2 separate regions of the Mus musculus genome follow, and region 2 is linked to region 1. The links are chromatin loops, found by intact Hi-C in ENCODE. Cell type or tissue: heart. All regions are shown on one strand. Links, peaks and the distances in the headings refer to the core of each region. The heading gives the core; the rest is flanking DNA.

The links. Peaks named below come from ENCODE experiments on the same cell type or tissue, not always from the same donor. Only the 100,000 strongest peaks of a DNase experiment are listed, where the experiment ranks them.
Region 2: a loop joins it to region 1, with 2.9 times the contacts of the local background. A loop is called at or near these places in 6 of 42 quality-filtered maps.

What each region holds. Positions count from the first base shown.
Region 1 is chr13:65,240,048-65,248,377 of GRCm38, forward strand. It overlaps Gm36445 (predicted gene, 36445), which reads left to right and starts at 1,468. Exons shown (of 4, transcript NR_165655.1): 1 at 1,468-2,125; 2 at 7,594-7,720; 3 at 7,922-7,982. In heart, for the core only: a CTCF peak has its summit at 3,430 (motif pointing left); DNase peaks (open chromatin) are centred at 834, 1,254 and 1,874; H3K4me3 peaks cover 2,932 bases; H3K27ac peaks cover 2,404 bases.
Region 2 is chr13:64,312,031-64,320,360 of GRCm38, forward strand. Prxl2c (peroxiredoxin like 2C) reads right to left here and starts at 680. Exons shown (of 6, transcript NM_025370.3): 1 at 463-680; 2 at 237-305. The coding sequence starts at 654. Gm31128 (a long non-coding RNA gene) reads right to left here. Exons shown (of 3, transcript XR_382570.2): 3 at 4,520-4,625. In heart, for the core only: CTCF peaks have their summits at 808, 3,631 (motif pointing right) and 7,945 (motif pointing left); DNase peaks (open chromatin) are centred at 681 and 6,561; H3K4me3 peaks cover 991 bases; H3K27ac peaks cover 1,217 bases.

The sequences.
Region 1 (8,330 bases), core at 108-8,107:
GAGCTGTCAGCTGCAAACCCCTTCAGCTCCTTGGATCCTTTCTATAGCTCCTCCAATGGGGACTTCTATGCTCAGTCCAATGGATGGCTGTGAGCATCCACTTCTGTATTTGCCAGGCACTGGCAAAGCCTATCAGGAGACAGCTATATCAGGCTCCTGTCAGCAAGCACTTGGTTGGCATTGTAACTTTTTGCCTTGGTTTTCGGATTTTTCTTGAGTCTTCCTGGAAGGAGTTGACTCTTTAGTTGGAACTTGGAATCCTGGTACAGTGGGACCCCTGCCGAATTGTAACCACAGGGGCTTGGAAAATGTTCCAGAGCCTGGTATAGGGGACAGTGTGCCCCTGATATTAATTGCTGGGAAGGTTAGCCATCCCCCTCCCTCAGCTCCGTAATCACACTGTTTCTGTGCCTCAGCTCCTGCCCGCCCCACCTACCTCCTACTCAATTCTGAGCCAGATCCGGGCAAGCACTGGTGGAAGGGTGGGGAAGGTGTGGTGGTGACTGACTGGAACCGGGTCCTGCCCTCTGTCACAGTGATTGACAGGCGTGGTGACTGACAGGAGCCTGGTCCTGCCCTCTGTCACTGTGACTGACAGGGTTGAGTGACGAGAGCCAGGCCCCTGCCTCTGTTTCAGTGACTAAGATTTCCTGAGGGCGTGGGGAGGCTCAGCCAGCATCTTCACAGTGTGCAGGTGCTACTCAGCACCGTGCAACTCACCCAATGCGCATGCCAACTGGAAGATCGCACTATGTAGTTGCCTCAGTAGCATGGAAAACCCAGTGCGCATGTGTCCCGGTCCCCTCAGCGAGTGGGCACTAGTGCGCATGTCCAACCGCCTGGTTGTGGGACTGGCCTTTGAGTTTGGAAGTGCGCATGCGTACAAGTCTCTTCGTTTCCCCCTCAATCCCACCATCGCGAGCTCCTCGGGAGACTGCGAGGGCGACCTCGCGGCTACTCCCCTGGACTGGTGAGCCCGCTAGGGGTTGTTATGTGACGAAGCAAGTCCGTGCTGTCACCGGCCACCCAAGTCTCACGGTGGGCCTGCCCTCTTGTTTTTGTTGTTTCTGCTGCAGCTCCTGACAGTACCCTCACACGCCCTGTTCATCTGCGCGACCGCCTTGTTTTGGATGAAGCCAGTGACGCCATCACTGCTGGCCCGCATTCTTGACGGGGGCTGCCGAGACTGTTTCGAAACTTGACAGCAGCCACCTTGTTCACTCCTTGGCCCGGGTCCGTCAGCACCGCCTCTTTGTTGTCTTCCCGCCTGGTGACGCAATCGCTGCGCGCCCGCTTTTAGTACCCTGTGAACTGATCCCCTTTAGCCGAAAGCAACGCCGCCTGGTTATAGTCTCAGCCCTGTAAGTTATCGCTCAGCGTGGCCGTTTTGTTTTGGTCGCGGGGTTGTGACGCCATCACGCCGCGCCGGAATAGATCACTAGTACCAGAGCGCGGTTTTTAAGCCTCAGATCTTAGCGGTTGTTCCGGGGTCCGTGTGTTCGTCTGTGTGTCTGTGTGTCCGCGGACGTGTCCCGGGTCTTCGGGCCAGTCTGTTGGCCCATCCCGCACCTCCGTCGCCGCCATGCCGCCTGGGAAGCCGCTGCAGCCTCGGCTGCAGATTAAGATGTACCAGCTGTTCCTGTGCTGGATCCGCGATCCCAATACACACCGCGCTCTGCCGGACCGGCTGCGGCGCATCCAGGACGCGACCCCCGACCCTGCGACCTCTGACTCGATCACCCGTGACCCCGTAATACCCCACCCTGCGAGCCCCGACCCCAAGACCCTTGACCTCTCTAACCGTGAACCACTCGTGACTCCGAGTCTCCCGACCCCGCCACCCACGATGCCGCAACACCCCACCACTCGACCTCTGACCCTGCCCACGCGCTGTCCCTTGGCGCCCCCGCCTGCGCCCGACCAGCACGAGGCCGGAGGAGGACGACGACGACAACAGGACCTAGAGAGGTGAGTGACAATGTGGAAGCCTAGACGGGGGGGGGCGGGGGGTTGTGACGTCACAGGAGGACATCTGAGGTCATGGGAATCCCTAGCCGGTGGGTGGGGGAGGGACCAGGACGTGGAGTGGCCGAGGCTGTGAGAGGAGGAAGATAGGCGTATACCGGTACAGTCGGGGTCACAAGGCAATATAGATGTTGGGGTCACAGGTTAGGAGTTCACGTATGTTATCGGGGTCAAGTGTGAGGGCAGCTCCAAATAACAGGTCAAGGGTCACGTGGGATGTCAGAGGTTACCTCAGTGGACAGGGAGCACCGCGCCATCCCAGAGACACTCTGTGACCCCCCACTCCCACCCCGCCGAACTCGGACCCCCGCCCGGGCACGCGTGACCGTTCCTTGGGTGGTGACTGGAATGACCCTGCAGTGCTGTAGGCGCTGGTGGAGCTGGCCTGGGGTTGCAACTTCGTTTTTCTGTCCTGGTTCCGCAGGACTTCGGGCAGGCGCGGGGGTGGGTAGGGCGGAATCACGGGTGTCCCAGGGCTGTTTCGTGAATGCCACGTGTGGGCTCCGTGTCCCCGTTAGGGACCTGAGTGGCGATGGTTAGGGGGCGTGGCCACGGCGGACAGTGTGACCTCACAGGGTCACTGCCAGGAAGGAAGGGGGAGAGAGGTGCACCAACCCTGATAGCTGTGTTCCAACCAGCACACCTGAGAGTGACTCTAAAGAGACCTGAGGGGTCAAAAGCCTGGTCTTCGGGGTCATCTCTGAGCAGCTGCTTTGGCCTGAGTCTAAAAATGTTCCGGCTAATCTCCTTGCCAGGGGTGGGGGCTGGGGCGGGGCCGAAGCTGCTGCGGGGCAGGATGGGGCGGGGGTGAGAGTGACCAGAGGGGTCAAGAGTGGCCTGAATCTCTGCCTGTGACCCTGGCACCCCCTGCCCCTGCCCCATCCTTTGATGCTGCAGTTGTGCCTTTCCACTGTCCTCTCCATCCTGCTCCCTGCAGGTCCAGGCCTGCAGGGAGGAGCACCCCCCTCCTCTGCAGCATCCCTGCCTTGTATTTCTCCCCCTCCTCGCAGCCCCCTCTTCCCCCAGGGCACCCCCTCAACCCCCAGGCCCTGGCTGTTTATGATATCATCGCAAAAGGCTGACTGTAAAGATGAGTCATTGTTGTTCTTTGTGTCAGTGGCTTGTCTGTCAAATTTTTCTCTGTGTGTTTTGGTTTTTGGATTTTTCTTGAGTATTTGTGGAGGGAGATGACCAAAGCGAATGTGGAACACCACTGCAATGATACTCTGGAGAGTCATAGCCACAAAGGGCTTGGAAGATGTTCCAGAGTCTGGTATAGGGGACGGTGTGCCCGTGGTAGTAATTGCTCGGAAGGTTAGAGCAAATTTACAGCTGCCATCCTATCTATCTTCATTTTCTACTCTGTGCAAATGGAGGAATCTGCTGGGTGGCCTTTACCTCCCCCTTGTGGCTGTCTTTTATGTGTGTGACACTACTATTCTGTGACTGAGAGGAAGAGACTTTCCATCCCAATCAATTTAGTTACTCACCTTGGAGTTAAATCCTTACCAAGAGGACCAGGACCTACACTGCCCATGACGGAAAGCTCTTCAAGACAGCATCCAGGGCAAAATCAAGCTCTCCCTACCCTGTTTTACAGGTTGGAAAGGACAAAGACCTCATTTATCCCCCATGTGATTGACTCTGTTCCCAGGCCATATGTGACTCTGTAGTTTTGAACTTGGAGCTGTCAGTAGATAGAAAGTTCTTCATCCATTCCAACAAAGTTACCATATCTTCCTTAGACCAGCAGTCTTATTTCAAGGTCTGTTGGGCAATCTGCTCCTCTGTTTACCTTCCTGCTGTTTTAGCCATCTCTTTAGTTTCACTGGCCTAGGAACCCAGGGTTAAAGACAGCTCACCCCAGGGCAGCACAGGCTCTGAACTCCCCATTTCAGTGTATCCTTCCTTGCTCTGAGCTAGCTGCATTTCCCATTTTGTCCTGACTCAGCCCCAACTCCAACTCCCTCTTGTGGTGTCAGGACCTCCTGTAATGGTTAGCTCAGGTTTTGGGCTTTTACAAGTTCCTCATTTATTACTGTCTCTGTGTTATAATTGTCTTAAATTTTCAACATTTCAGAGCTACAGTCATTTGAAGGAGCCTTATAATTGAGGGTGTGCGCTCAGCAGAATGCCTGCTTTCTGTATCTATGAGAGAGAGTGTTGATGATTGATATGGGAAGGCTCTTCTACTGAGGGTGTCAATATTCCTATGCAAGTGGGTCTGGGCTAGATGAAGCTAGGTGGGAATGTGACAGTGACCAAGCAAGAAAGCAAGCCAGGAAACAGTGTTTGTCCTTCGTTTTTCGTTTTTTTCCCCTTCATTCTCTGCCTTTAGTTTCTATTTTAACTTTCCAGAATGATGGACTGTGATCTGACAGAACCATGTACAACAACCATTTATTACCTGAGATGATTTTACTCAGGATTCAATCACAGCAGCAGAGTAGCAAGTTAGAACATTAACAACCCAAAAAAATGGTATCAAAATGAGATTTTGTTGTTAGAATCTATGTTCTCTTTTGAAGGAGTGTGGAAAGTATCAGAAAATGAGATGGCAAAAGTCATAGAAAGCTGTACATGGAGCTTAATTGGTTGCTCTCATAGGACCTGGAAGATTGGAGTGTTGACAGTATTGCAGCCAGAGGAAGTTCAGGTTATAGTATGTCAGTGGAAAATAGACTTTGTGAGAAATTTAGCTAGAGGTCATTTGTGTGATATTTTGGCCAAAAATCTTTCCTACTCAGCTTTTTCCCTGAAATACTGAATAGGGCAAAAATCTAAAAATTATGTACTAATTTGTATATTTTTATTCTATTTACATGTATTTCTTCACTTTTCCCATTTATTTATTTATTCAATTTACATTCTAATCGCTATCCCCTCCCCATTCCATATTACACAGTCCCTCATACCTGACTCCTTTTTATCTTCCCAGGGAGGGTGGGAACCACTTGAGTATCCCTCAACCTTGGCATGTCAAATCTGCAGGTTAGGCACATCCTCTCCTACTGAGGTCAAACAAGGCAGCCAAGTTAGGGGAATAGTTTGGACAAACAGGCAACAGCTTAAGGGTCATCCCCCACTCCAATTGTTGGGGGACCCTCGTGAAGACTGAGTAGCACATAAACTACATATATGGTGGGGGCCTCAGTCCATCCTTTGTATGTGGCCTTCAAATATTGCCTTGAGTGTCAGAAGAGACTTTAGACATTGAACAGTGCAGGGTCTCCTACACACTATGAGGATCACTGTAGACTGAATGCATTTTCATCACAGGATGAACATGAGCCTATAGTGTCCAGGGTCTAAATGCAGTTGATTTTTTAAAAAAAAAGTTCTAGATAAGATGGAACTTGTGGAAGTTCTTGTAGGAGGAGCCTTTCCAGATTCGTTTTGGGGAGATGATAGTGTGTATGAGTTAAAAATAAAATTGCTTTCTTGCTTTTTTGTTTGTTTCTCTAATAAGTTATATATTCATTATAACCCTGATCACTGTCCCAACTCTAGGTCCCTTGCCCTCACAGAGTCCCTCCTCCCAATCTCCTCTGTTTCCCCTTTTAGAGGTGTGGGCCCATAAGTATCCCCACACTGTGGTATGTCACGTCTCTGGTAGATGAAGTGCATCCTCTCCCACTGAGGCCAGACATGGCAGCTCAGTGAGGGAACAGATTCCAAAGATAGGCAGCAGCTTTAAGGACAGCCTCTGCTCCAGTTGTTGGAGGACCCTCATGAAGAATGTACATCTGCTACTAATGTGCCAGGGGCCTTAGTCCAACCTGTGTATGCTGTTTGATTGGTGGTTCAGACTCTGAGTGTCCACACAGGTCCAGGAGAGTTGAGTCAGTTGGTCTTACTGTGGAGTTCCTATCTTCTTTAGGGCCTTCAATCCTTCCCCCAACTCTTCCATAAGAGTCTCCAAGATCTATTCAGTGTTTGATTGTGGTTCTCTGCATCTGTTTCAGTCAGCTACTGGGTTGAGCCTCTCAATAGACAGTTATGCAAGACTCCTGTGTGGAATATCACTAATTCTGTCATGGATTGGTGCTAGCCCATGGGAAGGGTCCCTAGTTGGGCGAGTTTTCATTGGCCATTCCCTCTGTCTTTGATCCGTCTTTGCCCCTGCATTTCTTTTAGACAGGACAGAGTTTTGTGTGTGTGTGTGTCTACTGTGTTGTGGATTAGTTTAATCCTTTGGCTTTCTTCTCATGCTCCCATATATTCACCATTTGAACTCTGTCCCTATATCACATAAGATACACAAGAGGTATTCACAAAAGTATAAACATTTGGGGCTGAAGAGTTTACTCAGTGGTTAAGGGTACTGACTGATCTTCCAGAGGTCCTGAGTTCAATTCCCAGCAACCACATAGTGGCTCGCAGCCATCTGTAATGGAATCTGATGCCCTCCTCTTGTGTGTCTGAAGACTCACCTACAGAAAATAAATAAATCTTTAAAAGTATAAACATTTGCGATTTAATGATAAGCTATTTTGGAAGCCTCGTTGTTTTATATTTTTACTTTATTCTTTTGTTTTTGTTTTTTTAAGACAAAATTTCTCTGTGGAGCCCTTTCTGTCCTGATAGTAGGTATAGAAACCATATAAGCTACCTGATATATTTTTGTCGAATAAGTATATGTTTTTGTGTAGCTCTTAATCCACATCTTTAATTTTAAAATTTGGCCACTTATATAGATGATACAATATTTCTCAGGATGGCATATGCTCATGTTCATACATCAGTACTACCTGAGGTTTCAGAGTCATTGGACTCTAGGTGTGTGACATTCTGCCTAACTCTTGTGTTTGTTCTGAAATTTTTAAATAGAAGCATTTTGCCTGTGTGCATGAATATGAATATCATGTGTGTATTCATCTTTAGTGTTTTTGGAAGACGGCCTCATAACTCCTGATCTTTTTTGTTTGTTTGTTTGGTTGGTTGGTTTGGTTTTTTTGGGGGTTTTTTGGGGGTTTTTTTTTTTTTTTGGTTTTTGGTTTTTTTTTGAGACAGGGTTTCTCTGTTGTAGCCCTGGCTGTCCTGGAACTCACTCTGTAGACCAGGCTGGCCTTGAACTCAGAAATCCTCCTGCCTCTGCCTCCCAAATGCTGGGATTAAAGGCGTACACCACCACGCCCGGCATAACTCCTGATCTTGAAGTAACAGTTTGTTGTTGGTCTCCACATAAATGCTAGAAATTGACCACCATTATGTGGAAGACCAGCAAGAGCTTTTCACTGTTGAGCTATTTCTCCGGCCCTATGTTGCTTATTTATGATCAACATTTATATTACTAGTATTTTCATCTCTCCATTTGTAACTGTTTAAACCTTATTTAAGTTCTTTTTTTAATTTCTCCTATTCAAAAGGTGCAAAAGCAACACAGGTGAACACTATATTTCAAGTTCCTTCTAAAATGACAGGATGATTAGATTATAACTCCTGTGTGAAGAAATCAGTGGAGGAAGCACCAGAAATATATGGATATATTGTGGAGGAAGTGTACATTTACTTTACAGTGATGTCAGTATCATGCTTTGTGTTGTACACATTTATGGGATATTTTAGGATTCAGTGACTTATGATGATGTGCATGTGAACTTCACTAAAGAAGAGTGGGATTTGCTGGATCCTTCCCAGATGAATCTCTACAAAGACGTGATGCTGGAGACCTACTGGAACCTCATTGCTATAGGTAGGACTGTGAATTTTCTCTTGCTTTTCAAAATAAGAGAACAAATGTTTCTTGGTTATTGATGAACTTCTGCCCTTTCAATTGAAAACAAGGAAGATTGATGTGAATAAATCAGGTTCATTGCTATGAGAATTCACAGGAACTTGAATTTTGTCTAATTTCCAATAGTCTCTCATTCGTTTTTTTGGTACTGTGTTTTAGGCTACAATTGGGAAGATCATCATATTGAAGAACAATGTCAAAGTTCTAAAAGTCATGAAAGGTAATTTTCTTTTTTGGGGGGGGTGGGGGGTTGTTTTTGGTTTGGTTTTTGGTTTTTGGTTTTTTGAGACAGGGTTTCTCTGTGTAGCCCTGGCTGTCCTGGAACTTACTTTGTACACTAGGCTGGCCTCAAACTCAGAAATCCGCCTGTCTCTGCCTCCCAAGTGCTGGGATTAAAGGCATGTGCCACCACCGCTCGGCATGAAAGGTAATTTTCATGTGCAAGCTGATACAACTATGCCTCTGAGGAAATTTTAATATGTTCTGGAAGCACTAAGGAAAAGCAAGAGTGTCAAATATCAGTCCTTTAAGTATAGCTATAATTATAATATTCTCACAAAACCATGTA
Region 2 (8,330 bases), core at 262-8,261, 930 kb before region 1:
TGTAAACACAGTTGCTGTCTGTGTTTTGATTTTTTGCGTTCTTACGCAACATTTTGACACAGGCATTTTTACCAGGTAAAATTATGGTAGTCCGATCCCAAGAGGGCGCAAAAGAGCGCATTAGGACAGAAATAGACCCCCGTGGGTCTCAGCAGCCCCAGAGGATGAAGGAGGGGCCACCCACCCACAGCTCACCCCCACTGCATCGGCCGCTGTTGCTCACTCGGGAAACTTACTCGGAGGACGCTCTTGGGGATTTTGGCCAGATCTTCGACATATTCTTTACAGACGTAACACAAGAAATGCTGAAAGGCAACCATGCAGAAGAGCACGTCAACAAGGTAGCAGCCAGGTTCCAGAAGGTCCGGGCGGTCGGTTCCAGGCGAGGTGCTGCACCCGCCGCGGCCCAGGATCTGGGCGGCCAACGAGAGGCACTTCCCCTCCCGCCCTACCCGTGCTCACCCTCACAAACACCACCACGGCTCGCCGCTCTCGGAACAGCGCTCCGAACGTCACCCGTCTCCCAGACGCGTCCAGCACGGGCAGCTCCGCTACGGCGGCCGCTAGCGGCTGCCCGCGCTCTGTGACCGAGCCAGCCGGGCTCGGGACCCGGCCTGCGCAGCCGCTGACCTGCCGCGTCACCGGCGCGGCCATCGCGGAGGAGGGCGACCGCTCAGGTCAGCCACCGACCGCGGGGGGCGGGGTTAAGGGGGAGGGGCGGGGCTGAGACTGGAAAGGCGGGGTCACGAGGGTGAGGAGGGGACTGGAGGCGGGGCCACGCGGGGCCGACCCTTCGGAGGCGTGGCCACAAGGGACGCTACGGAGCTACAGAAGGAAAACACTCCAAACCGTTCTTCCAGTTTGAATACCAAGGGAGGGGACAGTGCTATGGGAGGTGCGGCTGAGGCACTCCCTCTTTCTACTGCCTACAACACTTTCCAATAAAAATCATATTCTTTACAGTCGTAACACAGGAAATGCTGAAGAAGGACTGGAAAGATAGATCAGGGGTTAACAGCCCTGGCTTATCTGGTAGAGAACCAGGGGGTTCAGTTTCCAGCATCCACATAGCAGCTCACAACTCTAGTCTCAGGGTATCTGATACTCTGGCACCCACAGTAGGCACTGTTCAGAGTGCCTACTGCTCTGAAAGAGGACCCAAGTTAGATTCTCAGTTCCCACATCAAATGTTCATAACTGCCTGTAACTCTTGACACTTTCTTGGGGATTCTGCAGGCATCTGCACTCACACAGAAAGAGTGACAGAGGAATGGAGAGAGAGAGACAGAGGAGGAGTGGGTGGGGAGGAAGAAATTAAAAATAACAGTTCATTAAAATTTTTAGATTAATAGCTGAGGCTGTGGTGGTGCACGCTTTAATTCCAGCACTTGGGAGGCAGAAGCAGGCAGATGGCTGAATTCGAAGCCAGCCTGGTCTACAAGACAGGTCTAGGACAGCCAGGACTACACAGAGAAACCCTGTCTCAAAAAAAAAAAAAATAACAAATAAAACTTAAATTACATTTTATTTATTTTGTGTGTGTGTGTGTTGTCTCTTTGTGGGTATATACAAGTTCCTCTTGTGTGTGGAAGTCGAAGGACTTTTGGAAGTTGGCTCTCTGCTTCCATCGTGTGGATCCCAAATATTGAACTCATGGCAAGTGCATTTATCTACAGTGCCATCTCCCAGGCCCAGCACCTGGCATTTGTAATCACCGCCTTACATTTCCCATTCTGTATTCCCTTTTCCCAGAGAAGCCACTTCAGCTGGTTGTGGGTCTTTACCCGATACAGTGACCAAACTCATTTCCATTGTCTTTAAACATTCTATGGGACAGCCTGTTTTCCAGACACTTCCTTAGTCCCCTGTTCTCCTCAGTAATCAGGACCAGTCATTGTAGGCAGAGCAGTAAGTCCCTTCTATGCCTGTTTCTTCAAAGGAGACCACAGAAACAAATAAAGCACGCACAAAGAGTGCATACAAGAAAGAATTCCTAACACAGTTAAGGCTTCTATCCTGTAGGTGGGTTCTATTTGAGTCAACCTTTGATCTCGGTAACAAATTTTGCATTTTTACTTCAGTCAGCTCTGTATTCCTCTGTCTAAGAATTTGTATTGTACTTACTGTATGTGCGCATGTGGGCACATTGTGACACTACCTGTGTAGAGATCAGAGGACAACTTGTGGGAGTCAGTTCTGTCCTTCCATCACGTGGGGCACAAGAGATTGCATCCAGGTTGTCAGGCTTGGCAGTAGGTAAGCAGAGCTATGTCCTGACCCAGTTTCTTTCTAATAAACAAAGCACTTTAACTGTAGAATGTAGGGATAATCTCATGTACTCTGTGGAAGTATCACTTGTCAATAAAAAGCTGAGGCATGATTAGAAGATGGGACATCTGACAGAGAGAGAGGAACTCTGGGGAAGAGTTAAGTGTAAGAGATTCACTACGTGGACTCGGAGGAAGTCAGACGTATAAAGCTGAGGAGAGGTAACGAGCCAGGTGACAGACATAGGATAATATAAACTGGATAACTGAGCTATGAGCTTAAGGCCTAGGCATTTAAAAATAAATGATAATCATCTGAGCTGTTATTCTGGAACTAGGGTTCGGGTGGAAAAGAACACAGTAATAGTAGAAACTGTCTGGACTCTGGGTGCTGTCCTTGTTGCACTAACTCTGAAGGAGACATTGACCTGTGTGTTGTTCTCTATAACCCCAAATCATGAAGTCTTCCCAAAGATAGCTGACATGTTAGGACAAAACAAAATCACAACTTACTGTTCAGAAGTCAGATAAAATATTATATGGGTTTATGTGAATTAATCCAGCATGGTGGAAAATGTGATGGATCAGAATTTGTTGGGGGTGTTTTCATGCACTGTGTATTCATGTGCACTTGATTCATGTGCACTGTGATTCATGTGCATTGTACTCATGTGCACTGTGTATTCATGTGCTGATTTCTGTACCCAGAGATCTGACTGCAGTCTAGACTTTGGAATGACTCAGTATTTTGTAAAACATTGTTCTCTATCAACTCCTGATTGGTTAAATAAAGAGCTGACTAGCCTATAGCTGGGAAGGAGAGAGAGAGGATAAGGTGGGATTTCTGTGCCTGGACAAAGAGAGAGAGGGGGTCTCAGGTAGAAGGTGGAGAGTTCTATCAGGACATGAATGAAGACAGAGAATTGGAGTAAGATGGCAGGTAACAGGCTATGTGGCTCAGAAGTAGGTCAGGCCAGCATAGTCAGGTTAGAATAGCTTGAAATCTGCCCAAGTTAGTGCCTGAAGATTTTCCTAAATATGCCACGTCTCTGTGTCATTACTCCAAACAAAGGAGGGCATAAAAAACTGTACTTTTGCAAGAATTCTTGTTCTGTTTCACATACCAGAGTGGCTCACTTAATGAAAAGATAGCAGTCAACATGGTATGAAGAACCAGCTTTTTACACACAACTGCCAGGTGCAATATTTTACAAAGAGGCTGGCGAGATGTCTGAGCTGATAAAGACCCAAATGGGAGGAGAAAACCAACTTCCAGAAGTTGTCCTCTGACCTTTACACATGTGTGTGAGAATAGAATGTTTTACAGAGAACTTTGTTGGTGTTACTAGAGATAAGGCCACTAGAGGGCACTGTTTACATATAAGTGGAAAACTTATAACCGCACATTTATTTGTTTGGTTACATTTTGGTGGGACCAGGGTAGCTCCTCTACTGCTTTGCACCCATTCAAACGAGTTCCTTTCTACATTTCTGGTATCCAGATAGGCCAGAGATCCCTAGAATTTATGGACTCTAGTCTTGTCACCCCTGACATCATTTCCTGTTTTCCTTGAAGCTGACCTCTGACCATACTGAAATCCTGCACTTGCCTAATTTCACCTGCTTGCTCCTCCTCAGAGCCTTTGACACATGGCCTCTCTTCTGGGAAGGTACTGACCAGGTGCTGATGTCATTCTCCTTAAGTCTTGGTTCAGTTATTCCTCAGTGAATAACTGTATAATTTACTAATGCATTTCTTTCTTTCTTCCTTCCTTTCTTTCTTTCTTTCTTCTTCCTTTCTTCCTTCTTTCTTTCTTCCTTTCTTTCTTTCTTTCTTTCTTTCTTTCTTTCTTTCTTTCTTTCTTTCTTTCTTTCTTTCTTTCTTTCTTTCTTTCTTTCTTTCTTTCTTTCTTTCTTTCTTTCTCTCTCTCTCTCTCTTTTTTCTAGACAGGGTTTCTCTGTATAGCCCTGGCTGTCCTGGAACTCACCCTGTAGACCAGGCTCGCCTCCAACTCAGAAATTCACCTGCCTCTGCCTCCCAAGTACTGGGATTAAAGGCGTGTGCCACCACTGCCCAACTGCATTTCACTTTTTAAAAATTTTTTAAATATTCATTTTATTTATATGAGTACACTCTAGCTATCTTCAGACACACCAGAAGAGGGTATCCAATCCCATTACAAATGGTTGTGAGCCACCATGTGGTTGCTAGGAATTGAACTCAGGACCTCTGGAAGAGTCAGTCAGTGCTCTTTACCACTGAGCCATCTCTTCAGCTCTTACCATTTCTGTCTCCGGTAAAATATGACACCTTTCTGAGGGGATCTATTTCAGTCACTGCTCTGCCTTCCACTGCACCTAAAATACAAGTTGGTACATAATGGGCATCACTGGGCTCTTGTTAAACAAATGGCAAGACAAACCAATACCACATTCCACCCTTTCCACTTAGGAATCGAGGTTAGAGATTGTGTTGGGACAATGAATCACAAGGGACAAAGTGATCTACAGAACAGACTTGATATCCATGTTTTACTTTATTTGCTATGTGTGTGCACATGTGAAGTCAATCCTGGGTGTTATTTCCCAGGAGTGATCTACCTTGTTTTTCGAAACAAGGTTTCTCTCTCTCTCTCTCTTTCTGAGATCTGGAACTCACCAGGAAGGCTACATTGGCCAGCTAGCAAGCCCCAAGCACTGAGATTATATGTACCTATCTTCTTAGGAAGGTTCTAGGGATTAAACTCGAGTCTTCATGCTAGTATGGCAAGCTCTTTATCAACTGAACTATCTCCCAAACTCCTGAAAGAAAATTTTATAAAGAATATATTCTCAGGGCTGAGAGATGCCTCAGTGGTTAAGAGCACATTGACTGCTCTTCCAGAGGTCCTGAGTTCAATTCCCAGCAACCACTTGGTGGCTCACAACTATCTGTAATTGGATCTGATGTGTGTATGAAGCCAGCTACAGTGTACTTTTTTATATAAAATAATTCTTTTTTTTTTTTAATTTGGTTTTTCGAGACAGGGTTTCTCTGTATAGCCCTGGCTGTCCTGGAACTCACTTTGTAGACCAGGCTGGCCTCGAACTCAGAAATCCGCCTGCCTCTGCCTCCCGAGTGCTGGGATTAAAGGCATGCGCCACCACATCCGGCTAAATAATTCTTTTTTTAAAAAAATATATTCTCTAGGGGCTGGAGATACAGCTCAATTGATAAAGTGGTATTACATAAGACCAGGTGTGGTGGTGCATATCTGTAATCCCAACACTTGAAAGCAGGAGGATCCTTCCTGAATTATAGGCCAGAAAGTTCAAGGCAGATTGGGACTATACACAAAAATGCTATCATCTCCAGCCACCAAACCAAAATAAAAACAGAATCTGCATAGCTTTAAACTTTTTAATATTTGATTTTTTAAGGTTTATTATTTATATGAGTACACCATAGATGTCATCAGATACACCAGAAGACCGTGTCAGATCCCATTATAGATGGTTGTGAGCCACCATGTGGTTTCTGGGAATTGAACTCAGGACCTCTGGAAGAGCAGTCAGTGCTCTTAACCTCTGAGCCATCTCTCCAGCCCCCAACTGTTTTGTTTGTTTGTTTTTTGTTTTGTTTGTTTTGTTTTGTTTTGAGATAGAGTCTCTCTTTGTAGTACTGGCCATCCTTGTCTACTTGCTATGTAGACCAGGCTGGCTTTGAACTCAGACATCCATCTGCCTTCATGCTGGGATTAAAAACATGCACCATTATGCCTGGTTCAAGATTTATTTGTGTATAAGGTTTTGTTTGTTTGTTTGTTTGTTTGTTTGTTTTTGCCTGTGTGTGTATGTCTGTGCGCTACATGCATGGCTGGTGCCCTTGGAGGTCAAACGCGGGTATCATATGCTCTGGAACTGGAGTTATGGAGTTGTGAGCCACCATGTGAGAGCTAGAAGTTGAATTCTAGCTCTTTTCAAGAACAAGTGCTCTTCACCGCTGAGCCATCGCTCTAGTCCCAAGGATAATTTTTTAAATTAATTAATCACTTTGTGCAGAGGGTCAGAGTATGTACCATGTCATTCACATGGAGGGTTGCTGTCCTTCTTCAGGAGAGTCTCAAGGGCTGAACTGGCAAGTGCTTTAGCCCACTGAGCCATTTCCCTAATCCCTGTGTAGCTTTCAACAGGTTAAAAGAGTGGTTTCCACTTGGCTCACTTCTCAAGAGAAATCTTCTTCCAGTTGAGGGTTCATTAACACCCTGTGGTGTGGGGAGCAGCCAAGTGGAGGAGGCACCTTGCCAGATGGCTGAGCAAGCTTCCGGAAGGCCGGCCTCTGGCTTTGCTCTAGTCTCTAAGTACATTTAGACCAGCAATTATCAACTTGTGGGAAGTAACCCTTTGGGGGCAAAATGACCCTTTCACAGGGGTCACCTAAGATCACTGAAGAACATAGACATTTATAGTACAATTCAAAACGGTAGCAAAATTAGTTATGAAGTAGCAATGAAAAAAGTTTTATGGTTGGGGGTCACCACAGATGGGGAACTGTACTAAAGGGTGGCAACATTAGGAAGGGTGAGAAGCACTGCTTTAGACCCTCAGGCTTGGAGCCAAGGGAATGTAAGACAGAGAGAAACCATTTCTTCTCTGTTCCCTCTCTGACCCACTGAGACCAATCTAATGTTAAGCAGGCAGGGAGGACTTTACATTGTAATGTGTAAGGTTACATATTTGTTTACTTTTTTGCATAGGTATGGATATGTATGCCCCTGTCACAGTGCATGTGTGAAGGTCAAGATGACAACTGGGGGGAGTCTTTGTCTCCTTCCACCATCTGGCAATTGGGCATTTTACTCAGTCGTTGAGTTTGCATAGTAGGCCTTCACCGGCAAAGCCATCTTGTCAGCTCGCATATAAATTCTTACACTACATTCGTATGTGAAAGCCACACTATCTTGCATTGGCCTAAAGCATTCATCTGAATGCTTCCGTGTTCCCCAGGAAACCCTGCCCAATCCCCACAATCCAAATCTAGGCGCTCACTACCTCTGCAAAGGCTGGACATGTTACTTGGGTGCTTGGATCCAAAACAATCATAAACATTTTAGTTCCTGTCCAACCCAGAATATCCATGTTAGTGCTAATGGCCATTCGGTTCCCTCTAGGTACAGGGATTTGGTTTGGTTTGGTTTTTTGAGAAAGGGTCTCTTTGTGTAACAGAGACCTGGCTGTCCTGGACTCAATTTGTAGATCAGGCTGGCCGCAAACTCAGAGAGATCCACTTGCCTCTGCCTTCTAAGTGCTGGAATTGAAGGTTTGCGTCACCACACCCAGCTGAAATTTGTATTTTTAAAGAAGCTGTGGTTGGCTATAAGAAAGTGCTATGAGCCTGAGAAAGAAGTACTTCTAGACAAATTACTTCACCAAAAGTATAGAAACCCCAGACAAGCAGACTGCTTATCACTCAACTAAAAAAAAAAAATCAACAAAATCTATTTCTTATATTTTAGGTTCATCCAAAGTCCTGAATCTGTTGGCACCTTCTATTTCATTATATCAAAAAGTTCTCTGTAGGGCTAGAGAGATGGCTCAGCACTTAAGAGCACTGACTGCTCTTCCAGAGGTCTAGAGTTCAATTCCCAGCAACCACATGGTGGCTCACAACCATCTGTAATGGGATAGGATGCCCTCTTCTGGTGAGTCTGAAGACAGCCACAGTATACTCAAAATAGTTCTTTTTAAAGGCTATCTGTAGGCTTAGATTTTTCAAACTCTACTTTACTAAGGGTTGTTAAATGGTTTAACCTCCCTTCTAGCCCACCAGAGGTAGTGGAAAAGTTAACTGGGCAAAGAAGGATGTGGAGCTGTTTAGAAATAGTTCTTTGGGGGCAAATCCAGTCTCTGTGGTCAGGATACCAGCAGCTCAGCTCACATGAGTCAGAATCAGCAGCTCTATCCAGGAGAGACGGAAAGGCTCCTGCCAATCAGCCTGAGCCCACACAGAAGTGGCAAGAAGTCACTGGAAATTCTTTGGTACATTTCTCTTTACAAAGTCACAGCAAACGACGATCAGCAAGG